Linked DNA regions of Homo sapiens: region 1 is linked to region 2. The links are chromatin loops, found by intact Hi-C in ENCODE. Cell type or tissue: heart left ventricle. All regions are shown on one strand. Links, peaks and the distances in the headings refer to the core of each region. The heading gives the core; the rest is flanking DNA.

Evidence for each region. A loop is a pair of places that touch in the nucleus more often than their neighbours do. Peaks named below come from ENCODE experiments on the same cell type or tissue, not always from the same donor. Only the 100,000 strongest peaks of a DNase experiment are listed, where the experiment ranks them.
Region 1: a loop joins it to region 2, with 2.1 times the contacts of the local background. A loop is called at or near these places in 3 of 110 quality-filtered maps.

The regions. Positions count from the first base shown.
Region 1 is chr13:39,194,460-39,206,660 of GRCh38, reverse strand. No RefSeq gene overlaps it. Among named protein-coding and RNA genes, the nearest start is that of NHLRC3, 160 kb to the right of the region's middle. In heart left ventricle, for the core only: no CTCF peak of the experiment used is centred there; a DNase peak (open chromatin) is centred at 5,400; H3K27ac peaks cover 2,542 bases.
Region 2 is chr13:39,256,630-39,268,830 of GRCh38, reverse strand. LOC107984579 (a long non-coding RNA gene) reads left to right here and starts at 7,668. Exons shown (of 3, transcript XR_001749843.1): 1 at 7,668-8,693; 2 at 11,750-11,841. RefSeq lists a silencer at 5,584-5,633. In heart left ventricle, for the core only: a CTCF peak has its summit at 5,666 (motif pointing right); no DNase peak of the experiment used is centred there; H3K27ac peaks cover 2,657 bases.

The DNA of each region.
Region 1 (12,201 bases), core at 1,529-9,528, 62 kb after region 2:
ACAAAAAAGGATAAGTTCGTGTCCTTTGCAGGGACATGGAGGAAGCTGGAAACCATCATTCCCAGCAAACTAATACAGGAACAGAAAACCAAACACCACATGTTCTCACTCATAAGTGGAAGTTGAACAATGAGAACACATGGACACAGGGAGGGGAACATCACAAACCAGGGCCTGTCAGGGGGTGGGAGGCTAGGGGAGGGGTAGCATTAGGAGAAATACCTAACGTAGATGACCAGTTGATGAGTGCAGCAAACCACCATGGCATGTTTATACCTATGTAACAAACCTGGATGTTCTGCACATGTATCCCAGAACTTAAAGTATAATAATAATAATAATAATAATAATAATAATAATAATAATAATAAAAGAACTTTTAAAAAAGCAGTCTTCTGTCATACAATGTTAGCACTAAGGAGACTCCTAAAAGACCTACCTTTTCATTTTAGACAGAAGGAAATTGAGGCCCCCCAGAGGTGCTGTGGTGCTCTCTGAAGTTGTCCAGCTAATTAGTGTGAGAGGCAATCTATCAGCAGCCTCTCCTCTGCGCATGTTGCCCATTTCTCACTTGCACACAGAACTTCCTCTTTTATCCAGACCTGCTGTGCCATGAGTTTGCAAACAGTGGCCCACCTTACCAGCCCAAAGTGAGTTGTCATCAGCAGGGGATTGACAACCACAAGCTCAAAGTAAAAGTCTAATGAGACACTCTGAGCACTCCAAGAAGGTACAGAGAAGACACAAAGAAACAGGTAATCAGAAAGTAAGAAGGAGTCACCAAGCAATGACTCCTGTTTGGTGTGTTGGTAAGGCCCATGGGGAAGGAGAGGATGCAGGGAGTGATGTCGGTCCACACAGTGCAGCTCAGGGAACAGCTCCAGGACAGCAGCAAGGGTACACATTCAGGTAGGATGCTCTTGTTGTTCTTCCCAGTATGTTTCATATTTCTTGGTTCTGTTTATGTGCCCCTTCAACTTACACATGTTTACTCTTCTCTTCAAGAAGCTATGCTTGTATTTTATAGAAAGTTGATTGCAATTAGATGAATGTGTTCCAAGTAATAAAGCTCCAAAATAGTCACAGAGCCTGTGATGCCAACTACCTAACTCCCCATTGCTTCTGTAACACTTCTCATTGCTTACAAGTCAGGAATTTGGTCTTTTTTTTTTTTTTTTAAGTAGTAAAAACGTTACTGATAAGATTTGCTTCTATTTGGGGGTCATAGCCACTGCTTTCCAAGACTGTAGAAATTGGCTGGCCTTTTAATTATTTTATTTATTTATTTAAAAATTTATACAAAAATTAGCCGGGTGTGGTGGCATGTGCCTTTGGTCCCAGATTCTTGGGAGCCTGAGATGGGAGAATTGCTTGAGCCCGGGAGTTCAAAGCTGCAGTGAACTGTGATCATGCCACTGCACTCCAGCTCTAGGTGACAGAGAAAAATCCTTTCTTAGAAAAAAAAATTTTTTTTTTCTGCTGTTGCCCATCCAGGGTGTAGCCATCCAGCAGCAACATGCAATTTGTAAATTTAATCCTGGCTTCAGCAATGGAATCACCATTTGAGCAGTTGGAATTTGAGAGGTAGCATAAACTGCCATGTTGACAATTGCTTTAGAGAGAAAGTGAACTTGTGAACAATCATCTTTCTGGTCCCATGTCCGCACTGATTAAGCCTCCAAAAGTTTGCAGGCAGGTCAGTCAAAACAGTTAGAGATGAACCTCTAAGATTCTCCTATCAGGGGTAAAATGGTATCACCTAGCAGTCCCAGAGTGTAATGATACAATAAAGTAAGAACATAGGCACTCACCAATTTATTCCTCGTTTACCCCATCTAGGTAGATGCCTGGAGTTCCGGTCCTATCTAAATCTACCCAGGTTTCTGAATCCCTATGGCAATACTAAGCTATTCCTCATACTCTTGGTGTTCAGTGGTCCTGATGCTCCAAATGGAGTTGATTGAAGCATTGCTGTTACTGCCAGTGAGTGCCAACATTGATGCCTGTGGGACTCTCCTTTTTCTAGTTGCTTCTGTCCATTCCAACAATTCCAGAAGTGGTATCAAAGGAGAAAACCATTAGGACTAAACTCTGGGTTGTCACAAGTTTTCTTGGTTTCCATGAGAAATTTTAGTGAGTAGTAGAGACTACTCTCAGTTATGCGTCCTCTCATTTAGGTTTCTGTCATCCTCCCTAATGAATCAGGCTGTTCCTCTGTCTGCAGCTGGCCTTCAGGCGATACTTTCAGGAGTTTTCACCTCGACCAATCTCATACACCCTGAGTCTCTCTCCCATCTCTTTTCCATCTAAGTTCCTTCCCTATTTGGTAGATTGAAGGCTAGGAGAGAGGGCATGGAAAAATAGGAGGATGGTTCTTGATTTTTGTTTGTTTGTTTTTGAGATGGAGTCTCGTTCTGTCACCAGGCTGGACTGCAACCTCCACTTCCCAGGTTCAAGCGATTATCCTGCCTCAGCCTCCCGAGTAACTGGGATTACAGGTACGCGGCACTATGCCCAGCTAATTTTTGTATTTTTAGTAGAAACAGGGTTTCACCACGTTGGCCAGGATGGTCTTGATCTCTTGACCTCATGACCCACCTGCCTCGGCCTCCCAAAGTGCTGGGATTACAGGCGTGGGCCGTTGTGCCTGGCTGGTTCTTGTTTTTAAAAGAGCTATGGCCTCTTAATCTGAAGCTGACAGTCGACTTCTTGGTGCTCACTCATATTTCTTTCCTCCCAATTTCTGTTTCTTCTTTAAATATACCCTGGTGGGGTAACTCAGCCAACCCTTCAGATACAATAGAATATTCTGAATGGGATAAAGATATATTATCTAGAGCCATGTGCGGAGATTCATGTTTTGTCTTCTTGAAGCTTTGACATCACTAAAACGATCCTGAGTTTTGTGTAATATCTTCAATGGAATTCTCAGGGAACCAGACTCTGAGTTGAAGATCGGATTGCTGGAGTTATTGGGGGTGCTCTTGGGAATATTTGTAAGAAAGCAAGGTGGCAAGATAGGGAAGAATGCAAGGGGAAAACTGCAAGGTGGTTGCAACAGAGACTACAGCCAATTCCATGGGGAATTCTGAAGCTGGGATGGTCTTTCAGATTTGTCCAGAATTGAGGCAAGGAGGTCAGACTTTTGTATAACTGAATCTACCAGTCATTGCATGTGGACTGCCAGTCACACCCCCGGAAAGGGTAGGACCTTGGGCAAGGCAGCTGCCTTCACTGGAGGGCAATTCCCAAAGAGGAAGTCTCTAGTTAATACTCCTGGCCACTGGGGGAATAATTGCCTTGATCCAGAAGGTGGGACTTGTATGGCCCACTCCTGCATCCACTCCAAGTGGCAAGCATTTTTGTTGAGTTTTTTTTTCTCCTCCACTCTGGCCATACTGAAGACTTTGGTACTATGTAATGCTTGAAACCCAGGGATAGATATAAAGATATAACAAAAAAAGTCATATTTTTAATTAAAGAGAACTTCTTCTATAGTTTTGTCACTGTCATTTTGTTTAATTTTTCTTTGTATTTATTTGCCGTTACAACGTAACACTATAATATTACCAGAAGAATACTGATGCTTTTATTATATATTTTTTTTCTACAAATACTAGAAGGGCAAGTTTTTGCCTTTTTCATTCCATGACTCCTTTCAGCCCACATGTGATGAGAAAAGCAGGCAAGGTGATGCAAATGTGTAATCACATGATCTATTGCCAGCAGTGCATTGCCCAGAGTTATTGACAGATAAAACCTGTTGGCCGGGCATGGTGGCTTATGCCTGTAATCCCAGCACTTTGGGAGGCCAAGGCAGGCGGATCACGAGGTCAGGAGATCGAGGCTGTCTTGGCCAACATGGTGAAACCCCGTCTCTACTAAAATACAAAAAATTAGCTGGGTGTGGTGGCACGTGCTTGTAATCCCAGCTATTTGGGAGGCTGAGGCAGGGGAATCGCTTGAACCCGGGAGGCAGAGGTTGCAGTGAGCTGAGATGGTACCACTGCACTCCAGCCTGGCGACAGAGCAAGACTCCCTCTCAAAAATTAAAAAAGAAACAAAAAACCCATTAGCTGCACCCAAATGCCACCTCCACAAGGTGTGTCTGACTGGTACTGTAACATTTACTACTAGCTCAACAAATCCTTTTTAAAATTCTAGTTGGAGCTTTACCTCCTATAAAATAATCATCCCCCTATTTGATAATTCTCACTCAATATTCCCCACACCCTACTTATATCTCTTTATTTTTCATATTTTTAATTAAGGACAATTTTAAGTGTGGTTTTGTTACTGTCATTTTAATTTTTCTTTAATGTATTTGTTATTAAAACACTATAACACTACCAGAATAATAATATTCCTTTTACTTATATAATTTTTCCTACAAAAATCAGGCAAAATATTAAAAGCTCTAATTATATTAAATGATTTGACTTCTCCCATTCAGATGTACCTGTGCATGATTCAAATTGGAAACCAAGTCAAATGAAGAGAAAAAGGCGTACAAGCACCTGTGTTTCTGAGGTAGTCTGGGAGGTTAGGTGTCATTCTGGAGCTAACAGTTTTGGAGTTGGGTCCTTGCTTCCTAGATTGTGGCTGAGACATGATGGTCTTGTGGTCATCAGTTGCTCTTGCAACTTCCTGACTCCCACCCTCCCTGATGGTGCTAGAGGTAGTTCTTATCCCAGAGGAGCAGCTCTGTGGTATTATTCTTGGAGTTAATCCTCCATACTCAGCCTTTAAGGGTTCTGTAAGCATCTAATTCCTTTAATTAAATTTCTTTAGATTTGTTCACTAAGGCTAAATCCTGATACATAAAAACCAGTAATTATTTGAAAATTTGCATCCACTTCTTTAGAAGCATTGAGAAGCTATTTTTTGACGGCCAATTTTGTCCTAATATGTGTTGTTTCATTGTCCTAAATGTTACGATTCCCCTGTTGAGTGGTCCCAACATTTCTGCCTACCGAGAGATTTTGTCACTTCCCACTGAGGACAGGATCTGTTGTGAAGTGCCAGACCTTTTCCAAGTCAGTTCTTTTATCTTCCTTAGTCTTATCTTTCTCTTGGCTCTTTGAGTTTAAAGAATGCCCAGAAGGCGTGAAACAGAACCTAGGTAATCGCTCAGGAGCCCTAATCTCTAAGCATGCAAACTCTTTCTAGCAGATATAACTTGGCCTTCCCTGACAAACCCAATTTTTCACCCTTGAGTCTGAGGTCAGTTGCATGTGGCAGTGGCTGTGATCTGCAAATGAGGAGTTATTTCCTGCTGTATCCCCTAGTGATCACAGTTCCCATAACATTAGCAGTTACCATCCGTATTTGGTGACAAACCAACATGAGAAAGTCTATTTGCTTCCTGTCTTCCCAAGCTTTTTTGCAAGCCTGGCATAGCTCCAACGCCAGCCAGAAAAGACTAGCTAGGGATCTTACTTGGGTATTCTCATTTTCCCATTGTTTTGACCTTTACCCTGACCATATCAAAAAGAAGAGCCTTCTTATCTTAAGACTCCTGCTTCTAAGTCATTTTCCTCCTCTGGTCCATACGTTGGGTCAAACTCTTTGGAAGAGTCCACTCGTCCTGGTGAATCAGCTTTCAAAACTTTCATCTTCCTGGCTGCCTCTGTGGCTAACCTCTGCAGCAGGTTCCCTTTTTCCTGGTCCCCTGGCTTTTCAACCTCCCCACCCCCACCCCCATCTAGTGATAGCTCCTTGCATTCTACAACTAGGAACACCCCCATAACACCACTGTCAAGTTTCTTGAAGGTTATAAAATAGTTCCCTCTCTCCAAAACTTGAAAATGGATAAATCAAATTTATACCAACCGGATTTAGTGTCCTTGTAAGAAATTTCATAGTATGAGATCATGCCAGGCATGTCCCTCTCAGCCCTAGTGTGTCTTCATTGAGACCAGTTTAAGCACACACTGCTCACTCTGCCGTGTCTATAACAGACCCAGCCCTTATAGCCATGGTCAAGTGTGAACAGCAATCAAAGGGTGCAGCAGGCTGCCAAGGTTGCTCCAAATACAGGTCAGTTTTTATGGGGCACCCGGACAGTAGTTTTTGCCTTTTCCAGCATATAATTCTTTCCAGCAGTGCTGATATGTTTAGCAGGTAAGACAATGTGGATGTGTGACTTTGTGATTTATTGCTGTATTAAAGGCCAGAGTCAGTAAAAAATTGAACAAGTCAGCAGTAACCAACAGCCCTCTACACAAGGTCTGACTGACCTGTACAGTTTCTCCCAGGAAGTGATGACATAATTCCACTTATTTCTATAGACAGCCCTTAAATATCTTTCCCTCTTTCTGTCAATGATCTTACAAAACGAAGCCACCAGATTTCAGGGGTGCTGGAAGAAATTTTTAACACATACATTTATTTTTAGCCAATTGTTTTAAACTTCCTTTTACAGAACTTTTATAAAGTACATTATATATAATATTATATATATATTATCACACATCACTTAACGAGAAGGATACATTTTGAGAAATGCATTAGGTGATTTTGTCATTATGTGAACATCAGAGTATACTTACACTCTATGATGTATACTTACACACTAGATGGTGCAGCCTACTAAACACCTAGTGTTAAACACCATTGCTCCTAGGCTACAAAACTGTACAGCATTTTACTGTACTGAATACTGTAGGCAATTATTACACAATGGTAAATATTTGTGTCTCTAAACATATCTAAACATAGAAAAGGTACAGTAAAAATACAGTATTATAATTTTTGGGGCCACTGTCTTATAGTGGTTCTTCATTGATTGAAATGTTACTATGTGGCACATCACTATTTATCTAAACATAGAAAAGGTGTAGTGAAGACAGTGTAAAATATTTAAAATGGTAAACCTTTATTGGATACTTATAATGAACGGAGCTTGCAGGACTGGTAGTTGCTCTCGGATGAGTCAGTGAGTGAGTGGTGAAGGCCTAGAACATTACTGTTCACTACTAAAGACTTTATAAACCCTGTATACTTAGGCTACATTAAATTTATAAAAATATTTTTTCTTCAATAATAAATTAACCTTAGCTTACTGTAACTTTTTTACTTTATAAACTTTTAATTAATTAATTAATTAATTTATTTATTTATTTTTTGAGACAGAGTCTCACTCTGTCACCCAGGCTGGAGTGCAGTGGTGCGATCTCGGCTCACTGCAAGCTCTGCCTCCCCGGTTCACCCCCTTCTCCTGCCTCAGCCTCCCGAGTAGCTGGGACTACAGGCGCCCGCCACCACGCCCAGCTAATTTTTTTGTATTTTTTAAGTAGAGACTGGGTTTCACCGTGTTAGCCAGGATGGTCTCTATCTCCTGACCTCGTAATCCACCCACCTCGGCCTCCCAAAGTGCTGGGATTACAGGCGTGAAACACCGCACCTGGCCTTACTTTTTTACTCTTTTGTAATAGCAGGTTAAAACACAATTACATTGTACAGCTGTATAAAAATATTTTTAATATCCTTATTCTAGGAGCTTGTTTCTATTCTTATTTTTTTACTGTATAAACTTGTGTGTGAAAAACTAAGACACAAACACACACATTAGCCTAGGCCTACACAGGGTCAGCATCATTAATATCACTGTCTTCCACCTCCACATCTTGTCCCACTGGAAGGTCTGCAGGGGCAATAACATGCATGGGGCTGTCATCTCCTATTATAATAACAAGGCCTTCTTCTGGATACCTCCTGCAGGACCTGCCTGAGGCTGTGTTAGAGTTAACTTTTTAAAGTATATAAAAGTAGAAGGAGTACACTCTAAAATAATGATAAACAATCTAATAGATACATAAACCAGTAACACAGTTGTTTATTATCAAGTATTATGTACTGTACATAATTGTGTGTGCTATACTCTTATGTGACTGGCAGTGCACTAGGCTTGTTTACACCAGCACCACCATAAACCTGTGAGTTATGTGTTATACTACAATGCTATGATGGCTATGGCATCCTTAGGCAATAAGAGTTTTTCTACTCCACTGAAATCATATAGGATCACCATCATATGTGCTGTTGTTGTCCAAAATATTATTGGCTGTGTGTATATATGTGTGTGTATATACAACATGTATGTGTATATATTATATAATATATATGTATAGCAGTGCATGTATGTTGTCTATTAATATACATATATTAAGTTGTATGAGCTCAGTTTTTTTAAAAACTGTTAGTGCTGTGTGATCAAAACCTGAAAAAAATACTGCTATAATCAATCAACTCAACATGTAGTACTGTACTAATTTCTAAATATTTGGATCATCAGAATTGATGACATAATAATAATGTTCCTTCTACATATTGTTTGAAAAAATAGAATATTATGAATTCAGTAATTATTGAAAATGGCAATGTATTTTATCGCTGTGGCCTATGCACATTGGAAAAATAGTAGTGTATATCTATGTGCAAAATACGTACTTTGCCTATGTTACATTTGTAGATATTTTGCAATTAATTTATGAACTCCCCAGGGAGTGCAACAACAGCATAGCAACAGTTGAGAAGGATGTTTCTTTCTGTGTGCCTTATAAGGTCTTAGGTTCCCAGCCTTAAATATATCTGGCAACTTATTTGTCTAAAAAGGAGATTAACTGTCTAAAGTGAGGTATGAGGAATGGTAAGACTGAATCCCACTAGAAAGCACATATACATTTCAGAAAGTTCTCTTTAGTAAACCATTCCTTAACCAGGGAATACCCCTATGGCTTAGCAGAGTTACTCCTCTCTCAGGAAGTTCTCTTTAGTAAACCTTTCCTTAACCAGGGAATACTCCTATGGCTTAGCAGAGTTACTCCTCTCTCAGGAAGTGAACAGTGTGCTATAAATGGCTCAAGTGTGGGACAGTAAAGTCTATTGAGGTTTTCAGGGGATGAGGAAGTGTCTTTTAAATACCATACACTGAAAATATTACTTGCATTAGCTTTGTGCTGCTTTTCTTTTATAAATATTAGCACTGATCTCTGTAATTTAACTTTTAAATTGAAGATATGTGACATCTATAATTAGGGTCATGTCCTTCCTAAAGAGGATGCTTTAGCTGGTGCTAAGGAAACTACGTCATCCTCAGAGTACTCCAGAGGCAATGATGAACCAGAATGAAGCTGACAACCGAATGTTTTCATTTCATTTCCTTAGTCAAAATAAGAAATGGAAATGAACACACAAATGAATCATGAGACCTTTCTGGTAGTGATGATTTGAAAGTGAATACCTGTGTGGCTCACTAGTAATATACGAGGAAAAGAAATAGTTATATTTAAATTTTTTATCATCATGATTGGTTTTCTGTTTTTCCTGAAGCTAATGGGTTTTGCTTTTGTAACACAGTGTGCACTAAGGAGTTTGTGCATTCTTTGTGGCTGAAGCAGGTTACTTAGTCTTCTTTTGTCACGTCCTTCTTCAGAATCTAATTTAAGATACTGTCAAAAGGAAAATGTTTACTGTAAGTGAGTCACCCTTTGCTGAAATCATTTTGGCAAATACAACCCTAACAGAAATAAATTCACTGTAATTGTTTCATATCTCCTGAGGTCCCCTAAGTACCCATCTGGCTCTTGTGCTCTAGGTGAGGGCACAGAGCGGGTAAAGAAAGCTTGTTTGCACCATGCAGCATTCAAAGGTTCTATTTCTTCTGCCTGGAAATCCCTCCCACCCCTGTCCATCTCCAACTGAAATCTACTACCACTTAAAACGTTTGCTTAAATGACACTTCCTTGGGGCCTTCTGATCCATTTAAATTAGGCTGTCTTGTTATAATCCCTCATTGCACACTATATTTTCCCTTCATGTTGCAATTTGTTATAATTTTCCTATATATTGTAGCAATTTATACCATGCTTATTTGTATTATTATTTGTTTCATGTAATATACACAAGAACAGGGTTTGCATCTATCATATCCCCACCTGTATCTCAGAATGTTCTGTGGCTCATTAGATGAAGCTCAAGATATGTTTATTAAATAGACTTTTTTTACATAATTTTAATATCTTCTATTTTAAGGCATTAGAATTTAGGTAGATAAGAACACCCTTGGTAGCTTTTTCATAAAGTTGTCACTCACCGTTATTCTCAAAGAGAAACAAAACACTCTCAATTACTTCTAGGTACTGGGATTGTTGACATACCTCTTTCAAGAACAAAGTAATTTTGTAAATGATGGTTTGATTTGCTGAATAGGTACCAATTTATTTTCAGGGTTTGAGACTCATAAATCAAAATTTCCACTTAAAATGTTAATATACATGAAGAAAAATGGGGGTTCACATTCTCGGCTTGGGAAAGAAAACACTTTGGTATTGAATGCCTTAAGATTTGCAATTAAAAATGCAATGAAAAGCAAGGCTCAAGTGGTTGCAGTATACTAGTAGTCTTTTCCACAAGATTCTGTTAAGAAATAATGAGTCCAAAAGTTGTTTTCAATATTGTTTAAAAAGAAAGAAGCATCATACACTCCCCCTCAGTAAGATTTCACAGAATAACTGAAATGTCGTACTCCTTTGATTTTGATTGGAATTAGATTAATCAAACATGATTGTGCATGGTGATCAGTTAATTTTTAAGGCTAAGAGCAAATATTACATCAAATTAATAAAAAATAGAAGTCTATTTTTTTACTTTATAAATATGATTTGTTTGCTAGACAGCATCTTTCAAATACCTAAGGGCTAATGAAAAACATATTCTAAAAGGCATCCCTGGTGGTAAACAGTTTAGGAACTTCCATATCCAACAGTTTCAAGGAGAGGGATGAATGTCTTCTTTGCTAAATAACATGACAATTTTCTTGCTGGAAAGCAGCATAAATTAGGAAATAAATAATGAAAATCAGCACTTACAGTTGGCCTATTAAAAAGCCTTAATTAGTGATGGTTCCTGGGAGGTCCTAAGGGTATGACATATGTTCTATGGAAATATAAATTAAGAAATTCCAGGCAACCCAGGAAATTAATCATTTTCCTTAATTCCCAGCAAATGGTCTTGACTCCCACTTTACAGAAAAATGAGGTATCATCAAATGGGAATTTCATTAGCTTCCCTGACCGTATCTGGCTTGCATTTACCTGGAGGGGATATAGTGCCCCTCCTTTGTCTAAGACTGTTGCCTCCTCTGTTCTTTGAACTCTATTCCCTCCACCGTCTTAGGACTATACTATTGAAGGACTATTCTTTTCCTTGTTCTGATCTTCAATCTTCATTTTCTATCTCTCGCATGGTCTGAGCTCACTGGCTCTGTCCCACCAGCGCTTAAACAGTCAAATGTCCCAGATCTTAAAAATCATACAAATAAAAATGTCTCTCAACACACAATACCTTCCAGGCATTGCTATTTCCCTCCTTCTTTCTATGGAAATAATTGCCTATACTTTCCACCTTCACTTCAGCGCTATTCATCACCCCTCAACACACCTGCAGGCTGGACTCGGGGCTCACCATTCCACAGGAACAATTCTTGCCAAAGTCACCAGCAAAATTCTTGATAGTGAATTTAATGTACATCTCTCTGTCTTTATCTTACTTGGCCTCTAGGCAGCCTCTGAAAACTAGTCTTTTCTTCATTCATTTATTCAGAAAATATATCTTGATTACCTTCTAAGAGACAAACACTGATTTGTGTGCTGAGAATACAGTAGGGGAGAAAAATGAGTCTTGAAGCATTTCCTTCTGTTGGCTTTAGTTACATGAACTTTCTTGATTTGCTTCAATTCTTCTGACCTCCCGTTTTTAAATGGTTTATTGATAGCTCTTTCTCTTCTTGTCTTGCAAATGTACTATTTTTCATCTACATTAGGCCCAGTTTCTATCCACTGCACCATCTGTGTACAGTTATTCCCAATATGAGTTTGAAAATCTGCATCCCTCTCCTGAGCTACTGCTCCACATATCAAGCTTCTCTTTAAATTGTCCCCCAGCAGTCCTACAGGATGTTCCAATTCAACATGTGCCAAACTAGATGCTGATCCTTCTCTGGGAGTGACCCCACCATTCCTTCAATTGCCTACACCAGAATCTTGGTCATTACCTGTGATTCCTCCCTTACTTCATTCTCAATCAATTCTACCTCCTCTACAATTTTCCAGTAGTTGCCCTCCCATTTTTCCTCACTTCCACAGTCCACTTTAAGGCCATCAGCATTTCTTACCCGCCTTCTCATAACTCTCTAACTTC
Region 2 (12,201 bases), core at 1,669-9,668:
ATTTACCTCCTGGTCTATTGCCCTTACAATACCTCCACATTTCTATTAATACACTGTATTTTAACACAGAGGGGGTGACATTGAAGGAGAGACTTGAATGAAGTAAGGAGACTAAGGATATGTGGAGAACGAACATTGCAGTCAGAGAACTGCATGTGCTCGTGGGCAAGTTTGAGGAGCAGCAGGTTGGCCCTGTGGTCAGAGCTGAGTGAGCAAAGGAGAGAACACTACAGATCCATCAGGAAGGAGGCTGCAGTAGTGGTTAACGTGAGCACAGGTGCTGAGTTTCATTTGAAACTGCCAGTGATTAGACTGTCAATGGGGAGAGGCAAAATCTAGATAATCACTTTTCCAGATACTGAATAACTATTGTCAAAGGCATAAACTAGGGACAGACATAGGAGCAGATAGTTCACATCTCCTACAAGGTAGCTCTCGACTCCCATGAATGACAGAAGAGAAATTCTGTTTCCATATCGTGCTCTCTGACTATAATGGATTATTATGTTTGTGAAAGAAACACTATGTTACCTCAAACCAGAGCACTTTCAAAATGACCTGCTGGATCATCCCCACACCTGAGATCTTGTTTTGAATTTTGACTAAATGAAGCTTCTTTTCCTCTGAGTTTTTCTAAAGTAGCAAAAAATTTAGGACAAAGGCATTACTAATGAAGTAGGTCATAACAGAGTTGTCTTTAGCCAGGACTTATGCATGTATGATTAAATGCAATATTTATTATGTATGTGGGGGTGGGAACAATATTTAGTATGCATGTGGTGGGCACACATTAATTAGAAACTCTTTCTTGCATATCTTATTACTGTGCTAGGAATGAAAGATGCTCAGAAGTATAAAATGGTGTTCACCTTAAAGAGTAGTCATCAAGACAAACACAGATAAAACCCTTGTAATTACAATATTTAATAACAAGCCAAATTTTGTGGTATAGATGATAGCGTTTCTTTGAATTCAAAGCAAAGAGATAAGAAGTGTTGGCATGATAAATGAAAAGATTGATTTTAATTTTAATGTTGACCTTAAAGAAAGCATGTGATTTCAACAGAAGGATGGTAGAGAGACTGCATGAAGGGAGCAAACCGTGAAAGCAGAAGAGAATGTGGAGTGTTTGGGGACAGTAAAAAGTTAGCTTGGTTCAAAAGAGGAAAGCATGGAAAAATATATAACTGTTCGAGATCTTGAAAATAAGGCAAACAAGCATTTAGTAATAATTGGAGGAAATGGTGTATCATTTGTCATTTTGAACAAAGAAGGGACATCATGTGAATAACTTTTAGGAAAGATTTTTCTGTCTGAATTAAGCTGAATAGTTCAAAGGTAGAACAGCTAGAATTAAGGACAATAGACATGAGGTATATTAGTTTCCTAGAGGTGTCATAGCAAAGTACCACAAACTAGGTGGCTTGAAACAACACAAATTTATTGTCTCATAGTTCTAGAGGCTAGAGGTCTGAAGTCAAGATACCGACTTGATTGCTTCCTCCTGGAGGCACTGAGGGAGAGTCTGTTCCATGCCTCTCTTCAAGCTCTGGCAGTTGCTGGCGCTCCTTGGTGTTCCTTGGCTTGTAGATGAAGCACTCCAGTCTCTGCCTTTGTGGTCACATTGTGCTCTCTCCCTATTTATATTTGCATCTAAATTTCCCTCTTCTTTTAAGGACATCGTTCATTGGATTAGGACACACCCTAATCTGCTATAACTTCATTGTAACTTGATTACATGTGCAAAGGTCCTATTTCCAAATAAGGTCCTATTCACAGGTACCACAGATTAGGGCTTAAAGAAACTTTTTTAGAAGACACAAACCCACAACATGAAGATTAGGTAGTAATGTAAGTGCTATGGACTGAATTGTGTCACCCCCAGATTCATATATTGAAGGCCTAATCCCCAGTGTGGTGATATTTGGACATGGGGCCTTTGGGAGGTGATGAGATTTAGACAAGGTCAGGAGAGTGGGGCCTGATCATGATGAGGTTAGTGCCCTTATGAGAAGAAATGCTACAGAGCTTACTTCCTCTCTCTCTGTCTCTACCATGTGAGGACACAGCAGGAAGGCTGCAAAAAAGGAGCCCTGACTAGGGAACCAAATCAGCCAGCAGCTTGATCTTGGACTTCCCACCCTCCAGAACTGTGAGAAATAAATTCCTATTGTTTAAGACACTTGGTTGGTTGTATTTGACTATGGCAGCCTGAGGTGACTAATACAGCAGGTATGAGGTGATTTATGTATTCAGTAGTTCTCAGTGAACTGCCATGTGCTAAGTACTATGCTACATATTGGATCCCATAGACCAGGGTGTTGTGATTGATTCATTAATGCATTTATGCATCTATGTAGGTGTGTGTATACTTATCCACTACTTTATTCCCAAAAGAACTTTGGCATCTAATGTGATTATAAAACGGGGAATAGAAAATCAAGTAGAAGTGTGATAATTTGGAAAGATAAGAATTAGAAAATAATATGTAACTCCAGAGTAACAAATTTGAAAAATATAGAATAGAAAACTTCTTGACAAAATATAAAATGCCTAAATTAAATTAACACATAAAAAACATGATTAAATCAATTACCATAGAAGAGAATGAAAAGATGATTGAAGAACTACTTCCATTATAATGATGTCAGAACCAGATGGGCTCAAGGCTGAATTTTATCTAACCATTAAAATAACAGATGATTCTATCATTTGTTAAAACCATTTTCAACTTCAGAAAAAGATGGAAAACTAAGTATTCCTTTCATAAATCCAGCTTAAGTTGAATATCAAATTTTATAAAGATAATATACAAAAGAAAGCTATAAACAATTATTTGTATTAAATGTAGATTAAAAAATTATAAATAAAAAGCCACCAATAAAATCAACAGTATAGCAAAAGATTAATATTCTATGACTAAGTGGAGTCATATTCCAAGAATGCAAGTCTTATTTTATTTTTATTATTGGGAAATCTGTCAACCTAACTCAATTCATTTAAATTAAAGGAAAAAGTATATGATTACACGAATAGATGCTGAAAATGTATTTAATGGTCTGCAACAGGTATCCTTAATGTAAAAATTCTAAGTTATATAAGAATAGATAAACACTATTTATGAAAGAAAAACAAGTATTACTCTGAATGGTAAGACACTAAAATTGGAAGCCAAAGACGCCTGCTTTAAACAATGAAGCAACAATGTTTTAGGGCTGTGTGGTAGACTGACTTCTAATATCGTCTCCAATAATCTCTGTCTCCTGGAATTCACACCCTTGTGCAATTCCCTTCTCTTGAGTCTGGGCTGGTCCTAGAGATTTGCTTTGAATTTTATTAAATATATGGCAAAAATGATGGGCTACCACTTCTAAGACTGGGTTACAAAAGATAGTGACTTCTGTCTTACTAGCACTCTTGCTCTCTTTGACTCTTCTTGCTTGCTTGCTGTATTGAAGTCCTCTAGACTAGGAGTCCCCAACTCCCAGGCCATGGACCAGTAGTTGTTTGTTTCCTGCTAGGAACCAGGCCACATGGCAGGAGGTGAGAAGCGGAGGAGGCAGTGAAACTTCATCTGTATTTACAGCTGCTCCCCATCACTCGCGTTGCCACCTGAGCTCTGCCTCCTGTCAGATCAGCAGTGGCATTAGATTCTCACAGGAGCATGAACCCTACTGTGAATTGCACATGTGAGAGATCTAGGTTGTTTGCTCCTTATGAGAATCTAATGCCTGATGATCTGTCATTGTGTCTCATCACCCCCAGATGGGACCATCTCATTGCAGGAAAACAAGCTCAGGGCTCCTACTGATTCCACATTATGGTGAGTTGTATAATCATTTCATTATGTATTACAATGTAATAATAGTAGAAATAAAGTGCACAATTAATGTAACATGCTTAAATCATCCCAAAACCATGCCCCACAATCCCGGTCCATGGAAAAATCGTCTTCCATGAAACCAGTCCCTGGTGCTAAAAAGGTCAGAGAGTGCTGCTCTAGGCAACAGCCAGGGAGGAACAAACAACCTACAGAGATCTGTTTCTTTCCAGCAACAACTTGAGTGAGCTTGAAAGTAGGTCCTTCCTGGCTGGGCGCAGTGGCTCAGGCCTGTAATCCCAGCACTTTGGAAGGCCGAGGCCGGCGGATCACAAGGTCAGGAGATCCAGACCATCCTTGCTAACACGGTGAAACCCTGTCTCTAAAAACACAAAAAAATTAGCCGGGCGTGGTGGCGGGTGCCTGTAGTCCCAGCTACTCGGGAGGCTGAGGCAGGAGAATGGCGTGAGCCTGGGAGACGGAGCTTGCAGTGAGCCGAGATCGCACCACTGCATTCCAGCCTGGGTGACAGAGCGAGACTCCGTCTCAAAAGAAGAAAAAAAAAGAAAGTAGGTCCTTCCTCACTTGAGCCTTGAGATGGAGTAGCCCAGGCCAACAGCATGGTTGTAGCCTGTGACAATTCATGAAGTTGGAGACCCAGTTAAACTGTGCCTGAGTTTCTGACCAACAGAAACTGGGAAATAACTGTTATTTCTTGCAAGAATATCAAGGAACATACGTTTGCTACCCATGGATAGCAGAAGCATTATTAACAAAATGAAGAAAATATTTTAGAAAAGGAAAAATCAGAATGATTAGAAGGATACATACATCGAAAGGTTGACAAGTTTGATCATCTTAGGAAGAGCTGTAATGGCACATGGGAACAGCAGTGATGACCTTTGCCCGTATATAGTGTTGTATTATATTGTTTTACTTGTTGCAAGTAGCATGAATTACCACTGGAATTTGAGAAAAAATGAAATATATAAAATTTCTAAATAAACACAGTATTAAAATAGTGTGGTGGGGGCACTTTTTTCCCTAGTATTTGCTGTTTTCTTTCTGTGAAGGAAGCTGATATAATTTCTAGACTATCCCTGCCCCTTTGCTCACCCCAAGGCAAGATGAAAGGTAGGATTAGAAGATGTACTAATTGATCGACCTGGGGAGACTGACTTTGCAGACATTGCCCAATTCAGCTCCTCTTCCCCTTGGAAATAAAATGCCATCAGGGAGCAGGCATTCTGCTCCATTTCTTCCAGGACAGGATTTCTCCCTGCAGGATTGGCACTGGCTGGGCAAGGAACTGTGCCCACTTCTGGAGTTCATCTGGCAAGCCCATTTGACTCGATCACTAAGCTACCTCTGTGTTGATCTTCCATCTGCCTTACTATTTGTTTTATTTCTCAATTTACTCAGAATTGGGGCAGAAAAGAGAAATGTTATTTGTTGATATTCTTTAAAAAGCAACAGTTTTAGTTGCAGAAAAAAATTTAGAATACAAACACAAAAGTGGTTTGTAGTGTATATAAATTTTATCTAAACACACTGTAAATAAATATGAACTCTAGTCAGTTGAAGGAACAATGGTTTTATTGAGGAAATGGCCTCAAGATGGGAACAAAAATATCCTGAAGGATTGTTGGTCCCTTTCCCATGGGGGATTGAGAGTTAAGCCCAAGGGGTCAAGAGATCAAAAAGAGAATTGTTACGAGGGATGTTTCCTAATCTACTTTTGATGTTTCCTTCCTATGCTGGGAACACAGTTAAATGACTCTGACTCTGTCCTAGATTGTGGGACAAAATATGCTCACTCCTGGTCTCTGTCTGCCATTTACTCATTTCACCCCAAGGTGGCAGTGGTGTGGTGATTTGTTCTATTGGTTAATTATGGATAACTACATTGAGCATACATAGCCCAGTTTTACCCTTCTCTTGAAAGCAAGCCATTTACAGGAAACATGCATTCTGCTCTGCTCCTCCTGGGACACGCTCTGCCCATGAAGGGTGAAAGGGCAAAAGATCTGCCTCAGTGCTCTTTTGATTGGGTGGGTAAGTGTTTCTAATTAGTGGGTTCAGCCAGCAGCTATACCAGGCTCTCCCACTAAACTATGATCTCCCAATTTCACTTCTAGTTATAAAGATGAAGTTTTGATTTCCCATCTGCCTTACTTTTTATTACTTAATTTGTTCAGAAGAGGATATGCAGGAAAAATCTCCCCTCAAAGATGCCGATGTGATTCTATGTGACGTTTTTCATTCTAAAGAGTTTTTTGAAAGCGGGGGTTTCTGTTATTCTCGGACACTTGGATGGATTGATAATGTTCCCAGTGTTTTCCCACACTCTAGGACAGAGTCAGTGACTGATGTTCCGCCTTTGATTATAGGCTAAATTGTAGTTAGGGAGGACCCAACTTTTATAACATAATGTATTTAACTTATTAAGTATTCTGCTCAATACCAGGTCCAACTTAATGTTCATGAAAAAAAATCCTTAATGTGGATAAGGATATTCACCATATTATGTGTGACTCAATGAGTTTATATGAATTACAAAAGGTTACAAAGATAATCAATACCAATCAACCAAGCCTAGTTCTGGTTCTAACTTCAGGAATCTTTTTGCCATATGATGCAGTTGATTTGCAAAATCCATTAACTCTGCTGCTTGATGAGGAGTCAGAAAAATAGTGAGCTCTGAATAGACATGATGTTCAATGGCATTTGTGTTTAAAGTATAAAATAAAATTTAAGGGAATATAGGAATTGTGATATTACCTAAAGCAGTATAGGATCCGTGGGGTCCTCCTGTTGGAGTCCAATCTCACTTTGTCTGGTTCTGAGGCAAATGAGCATCATTATCTTCCCAGCAATATTTTAGAGTTAGCAACTGCTACATCATTTTTAAATGAGAAAATACTCTGATCTCTCCTGAACTGTTCTTCTCTCCAGAATCAGAGAGGAAACTGCAGCTCTTAGAAGCTCCTCACACAATTTCTGGTTTGTAGTATCTTGAAAGTTGAGTATTGATGGTTTGCCTTTGCATCTTTTAAATTTCTTTTTCTCTTTTTCCCATCTTCATCTTTTGTCTGTTACAGCTGATAATGAGTACGGATCAGCAGAGAAACTACTAAAACCCAGTTTCTTCCCTGCAAGCCTGGCCCTAGCAAATATTAATGGAAATAGATTTCTCTTCATCTGCGGGCTGCTTCCTCGGATTGGCCTTCATGTTTCTTTCCATTCCCATCCCATCATCAGGAAATCAGCATCTTAACTGTGGAGGATAACGTCTCCTAGGGTGTTAGTGAGAGAGGAGGGCCCAAAGGCCTTGGTCAGATGGTATTTACACATTTTAGACTGGAGCTTTTCTATGTAGTCATAGTTAATGTAACAGTACAGATGTCTGCCCAGTAAACTTTCTGGATAAGATCAGTTTTCCCAGGCAGGGCTATTTACAGTTCTCATATCATAGTGTGAAGGGAGCTTTTGTATTTCCCTTGTAGGACTAAGCCTGCTCCCAGGAAATAGGTAAAATAAAACAAGGTAAAAATGAAATGTGCTATCTCGGGGACCCCAAATAAGTGGTAATTTCACTGTAGCACTCTGTAGGTGAAATTGTTTAGTGTTGTGACACATAAAGTCCTTATCATTCAAAGCCCTAAATTTAGAAGGTGATAAAAGTCTTCTGTCCTCTTGGTTTCTTTAGCTTTCTATTATTAAACCTTGAAGCAGCCAAAGGTGAATAAAGAAACCTCTTGTGTCAGGAATTGATATCTTCATTTGAGATGATGTATTCATCCATTTTTATAAATTATTATTAATGAAACAGAAACCAATAATATATTATCAGCCCAGCATATTTTAATCACATTTCTTACTATTTTATTAATAATTAAATAGTATTTTAACTAAAATATAACTAAATATTATCATCTGTGGTAATCAACTTTCACTAAGAGAGGAGGCCAGACACTTCGGTGGTTTTAAATCCTTTTTTTAAATTTCAACATCTTGTCATTGTCAAGAAGTTTCTACTGACCCCTCCCTTCTCCCAAGTGCACATCACTGAGCCTGCACTTGCATTAAGACATTCCCTTCAGATCAGGCTCTCCCAGCAAAGCGTGGACAGAAAGTCACACATTCCAAGGTGCATAGCTCCAAATATATGGATATATTCTTAGATGGAGTCAGAATCCTTGAGACAATCTGTTTCAAAGGGTAAATGTGGATGGTTTTGCAAAGATACATATAGTTTTACCCTCACTAGCTAGCTGAAATAAGTTCCTTGTGAAAAAGAGCAAATACCAATCAATTTCATCAACTCAGTATATGTTGCATATAATCAGCCCAGAAAACTGTTTTATACAACATCCAAAGCAGGCAATGAATGAAAAAAAGTGCATTTCTAACAGAGTTCCATTGACATGTATACATTCATCTAATACATATTCATGACTGGCACTTTATTGCAAAAAGTTTCAATTAATATTAACAATACTAAGGGAAGCAGAAGATTTTAACAAAGTCCTCTCCAGATGCCTTGATAAACAATAGCAATATGTAGAAATCTGGTGATTCATATTTTCTAAGAAGTTTAAAATGTATCTTAAATAGAAAATATTTTCAGAATCTGAGGTAACCACTTCATCTCTGCTAGTACTTTTCTCAGTATTATAGAGTTTTAAGAGCTTTCTCTTTAATGTCTGCTGGAAGGTGGCATTCAGCTAAGAATTAAGTCCTGAAATGAATGTGTCTTTCCTTAATTAGGAATTTCAATCAAATACCAAGAATTGACATCTTGAAGCTAAGGATTGTCGATGAAAAGAGTCAAACTCTGATAATATTTGAAGAGATTTATTCTGAGCCAAATGTGAGTGTTTAACTCAATTCTAACTCTAACTGCCCAGAGTTAGCCCAGACTTCACAGGTTAAGGGCTCAGTGCCACAAGACTGCCCCCCACTTCAGATGTCAATTGCAAGTAGCGAGTCCCCACGTTGCCACAAACTTCTGTCTGACATGGCTAGAAGTCAGAGGTTCCCACAACCTCCTCCTCATGTTTGATAATTTGCCAGAATAGTTCACAGAATCCAAGGAAAGTTTACATACCATTACTCACTTATTAAACAGGAAATTTTAAAGAACACAAATGAACAGCCAGATGAAGAGATACACAGGGTGAGGCCCAAAAGTGTCCTGAGCACAGGAGCTTCTGTCCCTGTGGAATTTGGGGGTGTCACCCTCTTCACAAATAGATGCATTCTAGTTCATCAACCTTGAAGCTCTCTGAACCTCTTTGGTTAGCATATTTATGGAGGATCTATCACATAGTCATGATTGATTAAATCATTGGCCATTGGTGATCAGCTCAGCCTTCAACACCTCTCCCTCCCCCCAGGGTTCAGGGGATGTCACTGAAATTTCCAACCCTTTAATCATGGTTGATTCCCCTGGCAACCACCCCCTCCTCACTGCCTCATGCTTAGGGGCTTTCCAGATGTTGCCTGATGAACAGAACCTCAGATGTGGTTGAAAGGAGCTTGTTAGAACAACAGAGGCTGTTCCTTTCACCTTTATCTCCCCAGAGCTGTTTCAGAAATTGGAGGCAAAAAAAACCCAAAACAAAACAAATAATATAATAAAAGATATTCCTATCACTCTTATCACTTAGGAAGTTACAAGGGTTTTAGGAGTTCAGGCCAGGAGCTGGGGACCAAGACCAAAATACATACAAACATGTCTATTTTTTCTTCTTTAGTATCATTTTATTTTTAAAATTAATTTTATTTCATATATATGAGGGCTACATGTTATGGGAGACATATAGATAGTAAAGTGGTTACTATAGTGAAGCAGATTAACATATTATCTCCTATAGTTACTTTTGTGTGTATGGCAAGAACACACAAAACAGCTAAAATCTACTTATTTAACAAAATGACAAGAACAGCTAAAATTTACTTATTTAACGAAAGTCCCAGCAATCTCTCTTCTGCATATATGCCTAAAGGAGATAAAATCACCACCTTGTAAAGACACCTGCACTCCTATGCTCCTTGCAGCATTATTCACAATTGCCAAAATGTGGAAATAACCTAAATGTCCATTGATGGAAGAATGAATAAAGAAAATGTCACGTACATTACACACAACCTAATATTATGCAGCTTTTAAAAAGAAAGAGAGCCTTCCATTTGCACAATGTGGGTGGACCTGGAGGACATTATGCTAAAAGAAATAAGCCAGACAGAGAAAGAAAAACATTGCATGATCTCACTTATAGGTGAAATATATTTCTTATATCACAGTATCATACTTGACAAAGAGTACACACTAAATAATATTTTGAATAAATGAGTGATGATTTAAAAACCTCTTGGGAGACCAATTTCCTTATTTATAAAATAAAGATGTGTACTTAGATGTTCTATAAAGTACTTTTGAGCTCAAAGAAACTTCTAAAATATCACAATTTCCTTTTTTGAAAAAATTCAATTAATTTCTCTGATTATTTATGTTAACTTAGTGAAAATTATTCTTTAGAAGATATTTGGCTGGCATGGAAGCTAAGAACTCCATGTACTCGGAAAGGAGATTGCAATGGAGAGACTCTGTATGTGGTAGCTGGATCTGAACACAAGCTCTCAGCCCGTCCAACAGCCCTTCACTGACCACCAGATTCCACTGGCAACTTTACTCATTATAGTGTAGAAGGAGGTGTTACTGGGGCTCCTCCCTGCTTCAGGAGATACCAAGGCCTCACAGGATAGATATCAAGATATCAAAGTCAGAATACAACAGGCCTCCACCATATATATTCAGATACCCAAAGCAAACGGTTTTAAGACCCCTTTCCACAACTCAACCCTTGACTGCCTCAGCCAGACCAGAGATAGAAGTCCCAGGGAGAACTTTGAGATGAGACTCGTAGACAGACTTCTTTGAAGAAAGCTAAAGCCTTTCTGTGCTGTGCAATGGGTGCTGTGGTTCAGCTCCAAGCCTAGGGAGGAGAGTTTTAGGAAAGCCACTTGGAGAGCTTTGAAATGTGTTCTCCTCAGTAGCAACCTCAGGAGGCCCAATTCTTGCCTAAGAAAACTAAAGCTGACTGTGGACCGATTGAGATTCACTGCACCCTTGAGTGTGAGAGAGCACTGCCTGGTCAGGGACAGACCCTTGGGAGCAGGGAAGAGATAATGTGGGATAAATGTAGAGCTTGTTCCTGGAGCTATGAGGAGACTTTGGGAAGGGTTAGGGAGTGACAAAAATAAATCTACATTTTGACCTTAATGCATGAGTCGTGGCTTGTACAACACTGTAGTTACATCACGCTTGCTGCAGGTTTGCTGGTTTTCTGGTGCTCCCCTGAATTGGATGTGTTGTGTTTGAAATTTTCCAAGATTGCATGTTGTTTCTCAGTAGCAGAGAAGAAGAGGCCTTGCATGAGAGCCGCCTGTTTGGGATATTGTATTACCAGTGAGCAGTACTGGGATCTGATCTGCTAAATCATGAGAAAAGATTCATGGGATCACTTGTTTAGCAGGACCTGCCTCTGGTCTTTTGTGGACACTGTGATACATGGCCTATGTGGACACCGTGATACACGGCCTAGATCCCACTTCAAGGACTTGTTCCCCCACCTGTTGGGCATGCTGTCAGCTGACAGGCTTCCCCTGTTAGGCTTTTCTGGGATTGCCTCAGTTGGCTGCAGACAACTCCCTCACTCAAGGTCAAATCCCTTTTCCAGGTGGTCTGTATCCAATGACTGACCAAGGCAGAGGGATAAACATTGGCTATTTTGACTCAACTCAAAAGTAACTCTGATGGGTTATTTGACCTTCATAGCTTCCAGTGAGGTCATCTGGAGCTCATTTGGCCTGCATTACAACTCACTTCTCCCTCTGCCTGCCTCTGTCCCCACCCTTCCACAGGTGTGGCTACTAAGGGCTCTCCCTAAGAAACATCATGCTCACTAAGTTCCCAGGAAGCCTTCCCTGCAACAGAAGCCCTCTAACTGCACCTCGTGAGTAGTTTGTATCCTTGAAATACTACTTAGTTTCAAATTTGCAAGTACACATATGCACAGTGCTGTAAAGGTGTGAGCTTAGAACAACTCAAGTAATGCATGTTTGCATAGAAATGTGTACATTTAATTGGCAACATTATAATTTGTGAAATATGTCATTTGTAAAATTTTAATCATAAGGTACAATTTCCTTGAGGCTTCTTCACAATGAACATTGAGCCCATGGTGATATCCCCAGTCTTCTTGCCCTAGAGGCAGCCACATATGCTTATGCAGAAATCAGTTTCCTGAACATTTCCATGTAGTCTGTCCTAAACAGAAGTTTCTGTTTAGTTAAAAAAAAATAGAGCATTAATA